2 separate regions of the Homo sapiens genome follow, and region 1 is linked to region 2. The links are chromatin contacts, found by Hi-C or POLR2A ChIA-PET in ENCODE. All regions are on one chromosome and are shown on one strand. Each heading gives the region's core, a stretch centred on a gene start or an enhancer-like site at or near the end of the contact. The rest is flanking DNA. Distances are from core to core; before and after follow the strand shown.

What was found. Hi-C counts contacts between places; a loop is a spot of excess contacts on that map. ChIA-PET counts read pairs that join two places held with the same protein, here RNA polymerase II (POLR2A). Pooled maps may share reads with other maps.
Region 1: a loop to region 2 is called in a map of OCI-LY7, with 6 times the contacts of the local background. The contact joins two enhancer-like sites. A Hi-C loop is called at or near these places in 8 of 168 maps with a recorded cell type or tissue (Calu3, GM12878, HepG2 and 5 more), 33 of 37 single-sample maps with no recorded cell type and 12 of 50 pooled maps. POLR2A ChIA-PET finds 5 or more read pairs at or near these places in 8 of 52 experiments (B cell, GM10248, GM12878 and 5 more).

The regions. Positions count from the first base shown.
Region 1 is chr17:57,441,468-57,446,242 of GRCh38, reverse strand. All of the region lies in intron 6 of MSI2 (musashi RNA binding protein 2), which reads right to left. Among named protein-coding and RNA genes, the nearest start is that of MSI2-AS1, 160 kb to the left of the region's middle. RefSeq lists a silencer at 1,923-1,992. Within about 2 kb of position 2,887, at least 15 of the 41 ENCODE cell types and tissues checked have a DNase peak (open chromatin) inside an H3K27ac peak, as active enhancers do; they include OCI-LY7, gastrocnemius medialis and heart right ventricle, where a contact is called at or near this core.
Region 2 is chr17:57,356,080-57,360,258 of GRCh38, reverse strand. The region is part of intron 5 of MSI2 (musashi RNA binding protein 2); the gene reads right to left. Among named protein-coding and RNA genes, the nearest start is that of MSI2, 100 kb to the right of the region's middle. Within about 2 kb of position 2,803, at least 23 of the 41 ENCODE cell types and tissues checked have a DNase peak (open chromatin) inside an H3K27ac peak, as active enhancers do; they include OCI-LY7, gastrocnemius medialis and heart right ventricle, where a contact is called at or near this core.

The sequences.
Region 1 (4,775 bases), core at 1,638-4,137, 86 kb before region 2:
TGTGCGTTCTCCCTGTCCTTGGATGATCACTTGCCCCAGAGATGCCTCTCTGAAGGCTATGCCTAAATCGACACCCTCACACACACCCCACCCCACTCCCCAGTCCCTCTGCAGCCTAACACTTTCTTCCATTTCCTCTGCACCGATCGGTATCAGTAAGGAGTGTGTTCGTGTATTTGTCTTCTCATTTCCAGTCTGACTCCCCATTAGATTACAAACTTCATGAGAGCAAAGAGCTTGCCGTCTTACTCACCTCTGTATCCCCAATACCCGGAACAGTGCCTGGCAGAGACAGGGCATTCCTAAACATTTGTCTCGTGAATCAACGAAACTCATTCCGTCACAGAACAAGGTTTGCTCTCCTAAGCCCCTAGAATAGCGTTCCATATTCTGAAAAATGGCCTGGTTCTGCTGAAGGAAGCCCAGGAAGCACATAGAACGGGGCACACTTTGGAATTCGGGGAGACACCTCCGGGGAACACTGGTAAGTACTCGGTATGAATTCACAAAAACTAGTTGCATGTTAATATATGCTGCCCCCTCCTTAAACGGCTTATAAACACTGTAATTTTCCTCACTAAAACATTGTCTAATAGAACCAACTCCCCTAATTACAGACGTTTGTATGCATTATAATCTTTATACAATTAAACCTACTAAAAAGAATAAATGATTAAATGCACCCCCCCCCACCGCCCTGTCACTAACCCATCCCTCCCCTAACCACCAAAAAAACAAACAACACAACAAAAGACCCCAAAGGTGCTGAGGATACCATGTTGAGCTGTAGACAGACAAAAGTCCCAGGAAATTGAAATTCAGGCTGACACAGAACTTTGTCACTACAGGAGGTAAAGTCAACTTTCACCTTCAAACCCCAGCATCGGACAGCTCAGCATCTGACTTCAATGTCACATAAAAGGCTTGTATGTACAAAATGTCTCATTTCAGGAGCAAACATCTTCCTTCACACACTTCATCTCCAGACACAAACACGCGGCTTGGTGACCGAAGGAAGCTTTTCTGGGATCATCTCCTAAAAATTTCACAAACGCATTCCTGGCTCGGGGGTATTTACCAGGAAGTCTGCGGCGACTCCTCTGGAGCCAGGCAGGTTTAACTGATAAGTCTCTCTTTGGGACACTGGCAGTGCATCCTGGGGAAAACATCCATCATGGAATTTCTATGAAAAACGCCCAGATATCAGCTACTCTTCCTATGCTAACACTCCACTTTTTAAAAATTCAGCATTGTGAGGAGAAAAGGGGAACTATGCCCCGTGAATGCCAGGAGCTGAGATGGGTCCTCCTGTTTGAGTGCTGAAAGGGCCATCAGCACAAAGCCATGTTATCTAAACCCCTGAAAAGCTGGTGGTTGAAAAGGAAGAGCAGGCAGAGAGGCTTAATTATAGCCACAGAGCGGACACCTCCCCACCCCCCGCCAACCCCGGGCTTTCCTCTGGATGTGCCTTGGAAGGTTCCTTCTCCTACCTGGGCCACCAGGCCTTGGGCAACCAGAATAATCATTTCTGCCCTTCCAGGGACAAAGTTCTCCAGCAACAAAACAGGATGGCCTAGTGGAAAGATCTGTGTCATCTCATGGGCCCACAGTGAAGGGCTCTGGGCATCTTCTCCGTGCTGTGTTCTTTTTTTTTTTTCTTTTGAGACGGAGTCTTGCTCTGTCACCCAGTCTGGAGTGCAGTGGCACGATCTCAGCTCACTGCAACATCTGTCTCCCGGGTTCAAGCAATTCTGCCTCAGCCTCCCGAGTTGCTGGGATTACAGGTGCCCGCCGCCACGCCCGACTAATTTTTGTATTTTTAGTACAGACGGGGGTTTCACCATGTTGGTCAGGCTGCTCTCGAACTCCTGACCTCATGATCCACCTGCCTCGGCCTCCCAAAGTGCTGGGATTATAGGCGTGAGCTACTGTGCCTGGCCCGTGCTGTGTTCTTGCCTGTAAACTAGAGCAGATAATAGAATCTGCCTCCTAAGGCTGCTGACGGTGCACTGTAGACGCTGTGTGAGCAGTGGCTGTCATTATCAGACAAAGGATGCCTAGCCATGTGCAGGAATTCTGCAGGGTCACTCAGGCCTTGGTAATCTTGACCCTAAAAGGCCTCTCGAGTCCTTTCTAAAAAAGGGTTTGGGGTGAGGGGAATGGGGCAGAAGTCAGCAAGCACTTAGGTTCTCCCGTTTCTTGTCTTCTTCCCTGGCTCTGCCCCCATCCACCCCAAACCAAAGATGATGACCGGATGTCAGCTGCAATTCCTGAGAATCCGTTAGGGCATCTGACACAGACACCACTGGACTCAGGAGGAGAGAGGCATCTGCCCAGTTTTTGGTAAGGAAGAAAGCAAAGTGGCATCTGCTGAGGTTTACTGTCCCAGGCACGTTGCCCTGGGTGCTCACCCTGTCCTCAAAAGCCCCTAAGGTAGGGACAATGATGATCCCCTTTTGTCTCTGGAGGAACTGAGGTACAGAGAGGTGAAAAGCTTTGCCCAAGGACACAGCTAGTGAGTGACACGGTTCAGGCTGACCCCCTGACAAGCCTGTCTCACACGGGCAGAGCAAACACATTCAGGGGGCAGGGAGGAGATGGGGTTTTACGTGTCAGCTCAGCCCCTAACTTGCTCTTCGACCTGAGAGACCCCTCCTAGGCACCCAGTGCTCCCCTCTGCAGATGGGAGTTGGTTCTTCCAACCGTGTTCTATGGATCTGTGAGTCACCAAGTTCTAGGGCTTTCCCACTCAAGCAGCCTCTCTCAGCCCCTTTTCCAGGCCTTTCTTTGGTGGTTGGGGTACAGATTGGGCAGCCGAGGAGAGGCAGTTCCTGCCGGTGCCACGTGTGCCCGGCACAGCTGCCAGGAAGTCCTATTAGTCAGCACCAACAGCTGCTGCCACAAACACGCGGCACAAACGGAGGAGACGCGCCCAAGACTCTGCTGAACCTTGGGGGTGGTTGGAGAACGAGAAGAGCCAAGGAAAAGCAGGAGTCCAGACCTTCCAGAGGGCTCCACACATGGCCCCCCACTCCCTTTACCCAAGGCCGAAGCCACAAAGTCACCTGAAGCCAAAAGGCCCCACTCAGCCCCAGCCAGCCGGCTTGGCTGGATTTTGTTGTCCTAAGTGGGCCTTCAGCTGCAGACAGGCACAGACATCAGCCAGGCAGACAGGCCGCAAACGGTAGCTGTCCCCAGAGCCCTGAAGCCCCCAGCCATCAGGTTTCCTGTTTCCTCAGAGCAGGGAAGGTGCTGGCAGGTGGGAAGTAACCCCTAACCCCTTCAAGGTGGGTTTGTAAGTATAGGGTCTCTCCCATTAGCGCTTTTCTTCATCCCTTCAAACTTTAATAAGGATGATTTTTGTAAGCATTCTCAGGCTCTCCTGTTTCAAGGAGCATTAAATTTCCAGCACTGTCTGCCAGAGGTATCCCAGGCCCCCAGCGTGCCGGCAGGAGATGCCATTCTACACACCTGTCAGGAAGAAAGGAAGAGTAAGATGGCCCCAGGCCAGCACCGCCTCCCTCGCTCCCACCCCTCTGTTCTCTGGGCATTCCAGGGTCTCGTCAGCAACCCCTCTTGATTTTCATCCAGTCTCATCTTGGGCAACAGAACCTGGGGTTGTGGGTTTTTTCCCAGAAGAAGAAACACACGAGGAGAGGCCAGTGGAGAACAAAACACCCATTTCTTCCGGGAGAAGGGGAGGGGAGATGGCTAACTGCTGGTCAGGCTGTACAAAACCCTATAGAATCCCACAAACCTCGTGCTGTTTAAGAAAAATAAACGCCCACACAAAAACCTCTCCAAGTTCTGAATCTTACAGCAACTCCCCTTTACAAAAGTGAGGTTGTTTATGCTTAAAAACCAAGAAGGCAAATGTCTCTAGAAGGTTTATAAAAATCAGCTGTGTTGGCCAGGCGCAGTGGCTCACGCCTGTAATCCCAGCACTTTGGGAGGCTGAGGCGGGCAGATCACAAGGTCAAGAGATAGAGACCATCCTGGCCAACACGGTGAAACCCCGTCTCAACTAAAAATACAAAAATTAGCCGGGCGTGGTGGCACGCGCCTGTAGTCCCAGCTACTTGGGAGGCTGAGGCAGGAGAATCGCTTGAACCCGGGAGGTGGAGGACCCAGTGAGCCGAGATCGCACCACTGCACTCCAGCCTGGAGACAGAGCAAGACTCTGTCTCAAAAAAAAAAAAAATCAGCTGTGTTGATGTACAGGACCATGAACCCACGCGGAGGCCAGTTTAAATGTACAGCCAAGCAAGGGAGGTCTCCAGGGTGAAGGGAAGAATGCCTCCCTGAGATCCCTTCACCCTTCTGTCCTCCCCATGAAGCTACAATTATGAAATAAATAGTGAAATAATAATGAAAGAAACCCCTGCAGGCATCATCTTTGCCTAAAACAATGACTACTATTGCTACACACCTACTGTGTGCCAGGCAACATGCTTTAAGTACTTCCCATATGGCAATTAATCTACATAATGTCCCTTATGAGGCTGAAATTACATGCATAAGTTTAAATAACAACGAAAAGGAAGAAAGAAAGCACAGAATCAGGCTGAGAGAAAAGGGAAAAGAAAGGGACCCTGGTGAGAGATGCCTTCTGTGCTGGACCTCACAGAGGGACTTTGTCTTATAGGGTCCTGTCTTCCTAAAACAAAGTCTCCAAGAAGTTCAGAGATTTACAACATTATTGAGTCCTGAAGCTGCGATTCAAAACCCAGTTCCAGCTGAGTGCAGAGGTCTGTCTATATGCCAATGATACTTTC
Region 2 (4,179 bases), core at 1,554-4,053:
CAAATTAAACACACAAGCACGAGCATGTGGCAGCAGCCCAGCTCCTTCCTTAAGTCCTAAAACTGCAGTCTAAGGAAGACCCAGGCTTGCTCCAAGTAGCTGCAGACATCTGGCTTCTGAAGCCCCCATCATAATAAAACATGGGTGCAACCCCCAGTGCCTCCTCGCCTGCTCTGGGCAGCCACTCCCTCACCACACGTGAAGGCACGGAGCTTTCTGGAAAACAGGGTCTACAGCACTTCTCTGGTGCCAAACCCTGGGACACCTGAGGATTTCCTAAGAGATAAGATGGAGGGCCAGGCTCCCTGAGTTGCCTGTGAAGAGTTTCCCAGAATACCCCACATCACAAATAAAGGTGCTGAGTGGCATCACGAGGGGTGGGGAGCTCAGCATAGTGGGTGACAGGCTAAGGCAGCAAATAGGAGAACACTCATAAAGAAATTTTAAACTATATTCATTGCAAAAGAAAGCAGAGTAAGCCAACCATAAAGGAAATGGTAGTGGGGTCACCAAGGGCTCGACAGGGCTTCAGCCAGGGCCTCAACAATTGGGATTTCCGAAAGGGAAGCAGCAATGCCTGCTGTAGCTGCCAGGATCCTATAGTTTGGGGTGTCATCACTTGACCTCAGCCACTGGATGGCAGATGCAATTCCCCTACCCATGACTGGGTACAAACTTTGCCATCAAGTGCTATTAATCTCACTACCAGCTTTTATTGAGGACTCACTCAGACAACCTTGGCAGGGAGGCAGTACTGGGACATCCATTTTATAGTTGAAGAAACTAAGACTCAGACAGGTAAGTCCGCCCCCCAGAATTACAGAATTACAGAAGTTGGTAACTGGACTTGGAGCCTTTGTCTTTCTGACTTTAAGACCCATGCTCTTAACTATCAATCACCCTATTCTATCTCCCTTGTAGCTGAATTCAATAATATTAAAGCTGAATTCAATAAAATTAAATTTTAAAAATAAATAAAGATTAAAATGCCCATATTGAGTTGGAACAAAGATATGCCACCATGAGACCCAGACAGCTTGATGGGCTGGCTCTCAGCAGAGATGTGCCCCACTCCCCAAACCCAAGCAGTGGGACCTAGGGGATTTGGGGAATCGGAGAGAGTGCATAAGATGCAGGGTCATTCCTCCGGGAGTGGCGGGAGAAAGGAAGGGGCCCCTGCCACTGGGATGGCAGGACCACCTGTTCACCTGCTCTGCTGAACAGTTCCCATTCTCCCACCCAAGTTCTGGCCAGCAATGGCATCAAGAGACTTTTGTGGGTGAACAGAGTTGCCCTCTATAAAACCAATCGCAAAGTATAAGGAACAGCCCTCTATAAAACCAATCTCAAAGTATGAGGAACACTCCTCAAAAGATGATACGTTGCTAGGGCTGGGCCCTAGCAACATATCATCTTCGATTTCACCTACAATCTTCTTGACCATATTTACATTTTAACATGTACAACACTTTAGGTACAGACACTTCTATAAAACTGTTAGAAGTGCAATGAAAATCAGCACTTCTTTTATTTGTCCTAAAATTATTTTCCTCAAACCTTGTACTTATGGTTTTCATGGAATTTGTGTGACCTTCCCTCTTTTAACCTCACTGGGCCATTTCATTTGCACAATGAAAGCTTTGATCTAACAAACCTCCAAGGCCCCCTCCAAACGCTAATGACTAGGATCTCACATCCCATATTCACCTTTCTAATACATCACTTTCATACTCAACCTTCTCCAATCTCACTTTTCCAAAAGATCCTTGTACTAGTGATGACTTTCTAGGATGACCATTAGTCCATAAGATGCCTTTGCATGAATCAGAAAAAGATGCTTCCTTCCTTCAAATGGACGCAGCCTGGCCTCAGAGCCTTGAGTCATTCAAGGTGTTACCTGGCAAGCCCTTAACCTTAAATATCATTGCAATCTTCAGAAGAGCCAGCTTCAGCCCATGAATGCAACCACCCAGGAGAAAAAATGCCTGAAGGAGTCATTCTGGTTTTACAGGTACAAATGCTGTCCATAAACACACACACACACACACACACACCCCCCCACACACACAGAAAAACCCACGAAGATCTTTCTCTTCTTCCCTCTGCCCTCAACTTTTCACTGATGCTTTTCTTTAAGGGCAAATAGTTGCCAAGGTCTATAACTGCAAGCTTTGCAACTCCCCGTGGGAGCCAAGCCTGCCAAGTGTGGTGCCTCAAATAGCAGCCCCCAAAGCTGTGGGGTTCACTGAGTATCATTCAAGACAGAAGCAGGAAAGCATGTGTGTGACCACAAGACCTCAGAAAGGAGATGGGGCTGTACAGAGATCCTGGCTGGATGATCAAGTCACTAAGGTCAAAGGTAAGGGCAAAGACTCAGTCAAGAGAAACAACAGAGCACCTTCAGCTCATCAAAAAAAAAGATTAATGTATTAATCGGAACACTAAGCATTTCTCCCTTGAGTATTTTCTCTTCCTATTTACTGATCAAATCTTTGTGAATGAAAGCACAATCCTCTTACTGGATCAAGAACGACACATACACAAAAGCCCCTCAACTGAAAAATCAAGTCGGGCAGGTCATGATTTCACCTTTATGTGAACAGGATGCAACCACAAAGGCCTGGATAGGGAGCTGGTGGCGCAGCTCCCACCAGCGTCATCGTTAATAAGTAAGCAGCAGCGGCCTATGCAAAGCTCTCCTCGCCCTGGCAAGCACACTGACCAGGTCTGAGCAGGCACGACCCAGCGGTGCCAAGAAAGCACAAGGTCTGGGGCAGAGCAGGAGGGAGGGGAGGTGTCTGTGTGCTGCCGAATGAAGCTCAAGTGGCTGGATCCAGCTCCGAAGGCCAGAAGCTCTAAGCAGCCCCTTCTACACCACACCACCCACTTCCTAATGTTGTTTTTCCCACCGGCGGTGGACTCTGACTCTGGGTGGCCTTGGGGGTCCTGGAGCTTAAGACCATGCAGAAGCTGTCACTCGGGAGACCAGAAGTTCAGAAGTAGGAGCTGCAGCCGCCTGGGTCTGTGGTTCTTGGCTGCCCCGAGAGGCAGTTCCTCTGCTTGGGGAGAAAGCAGGGTCTTTGTGGCAGTGAACAAGGCTGTCCTCAAGGAGAAACGGGGCCAGAGCTGCTTTGTTTTCTCAGGAAGGCCTGAATCATTAAGGAGAGAGCAAGCTCTCGAGCACACAAGATGAGAACAAATCAGCCCCGAGAAGCGGGGAAGGGTCTACTGAATGGGCCCTGGGCAGCTGGCCTGGGAGGTGCAATGTTGGAGCGTCTCAACCGGTCCAAAATAACCACACCAATTTGCACACGAATAAGCAAACACAAAACCCCAAAGCGAGGACATTCAAAACCGAAAGCAGCTGCTAATCACCTGTTTAATTTTTTTTTTCTTAAATTAGCTGCAACGAAGAATTTTCAAACTCTCAAATACAATACACGGCTTAACATTTTCATACACCTGTAAAACCAGTAAGTTAAATCCCATTACAAAAGACTCCAACTTATAAAGGAGCAGTTCAAATACAGTTCTTATCAAATATAAACAATGGAAAATGATTTAGGCATAAAACATCAGTCACTGGAAATTAACATTTGAAAAAAATTTTTTTACATAAAAACCATCTGTGTATTGAGATGGTGCACTCTGCTAAACCACAGGCCTAATTAGGAAACTAGGAACCAAGGCATTACAGAGCAATGCATTAAGTTTTGTGTGTTTTCGTCTTTGGGGGAGGGGGGATCTTGCTGAAATCTTATCAATACTGTGTTGTTCTTTCTTCTCTGTACATCTAAAATGATGTCTATGTCGGATTGCTAAGAGTGCTTTTGGCTGACAGACAAAACACAACTTGTCTTAGTCTGGGGTGGTTCTCCCTGCTGACGTCCCCACCCAAGGATAATCTGCTTAAGAGTCCAACCAGGGCATCAAAGTTATCAAGAAGATAAAAATGAAGAAACATGCCCGCCAAAAAAGAAGTTATGCAAAGAGGGGAGATCTGGTATGTGTGGGTAGTAAGGTCCAGAATTAAACCTTTCTTTCCCCGTCACTCTCTTTCCTAAGCAAAAGATTAAAAAAGACTGGCCAGGCACGGTGGCTCAAGCCTGTAATCCCAGCACTTTGGGAGGCTGAGGCGGGCAGATCACCTGAGGTCAGGAGTTCGGGACCAGCCTGGCC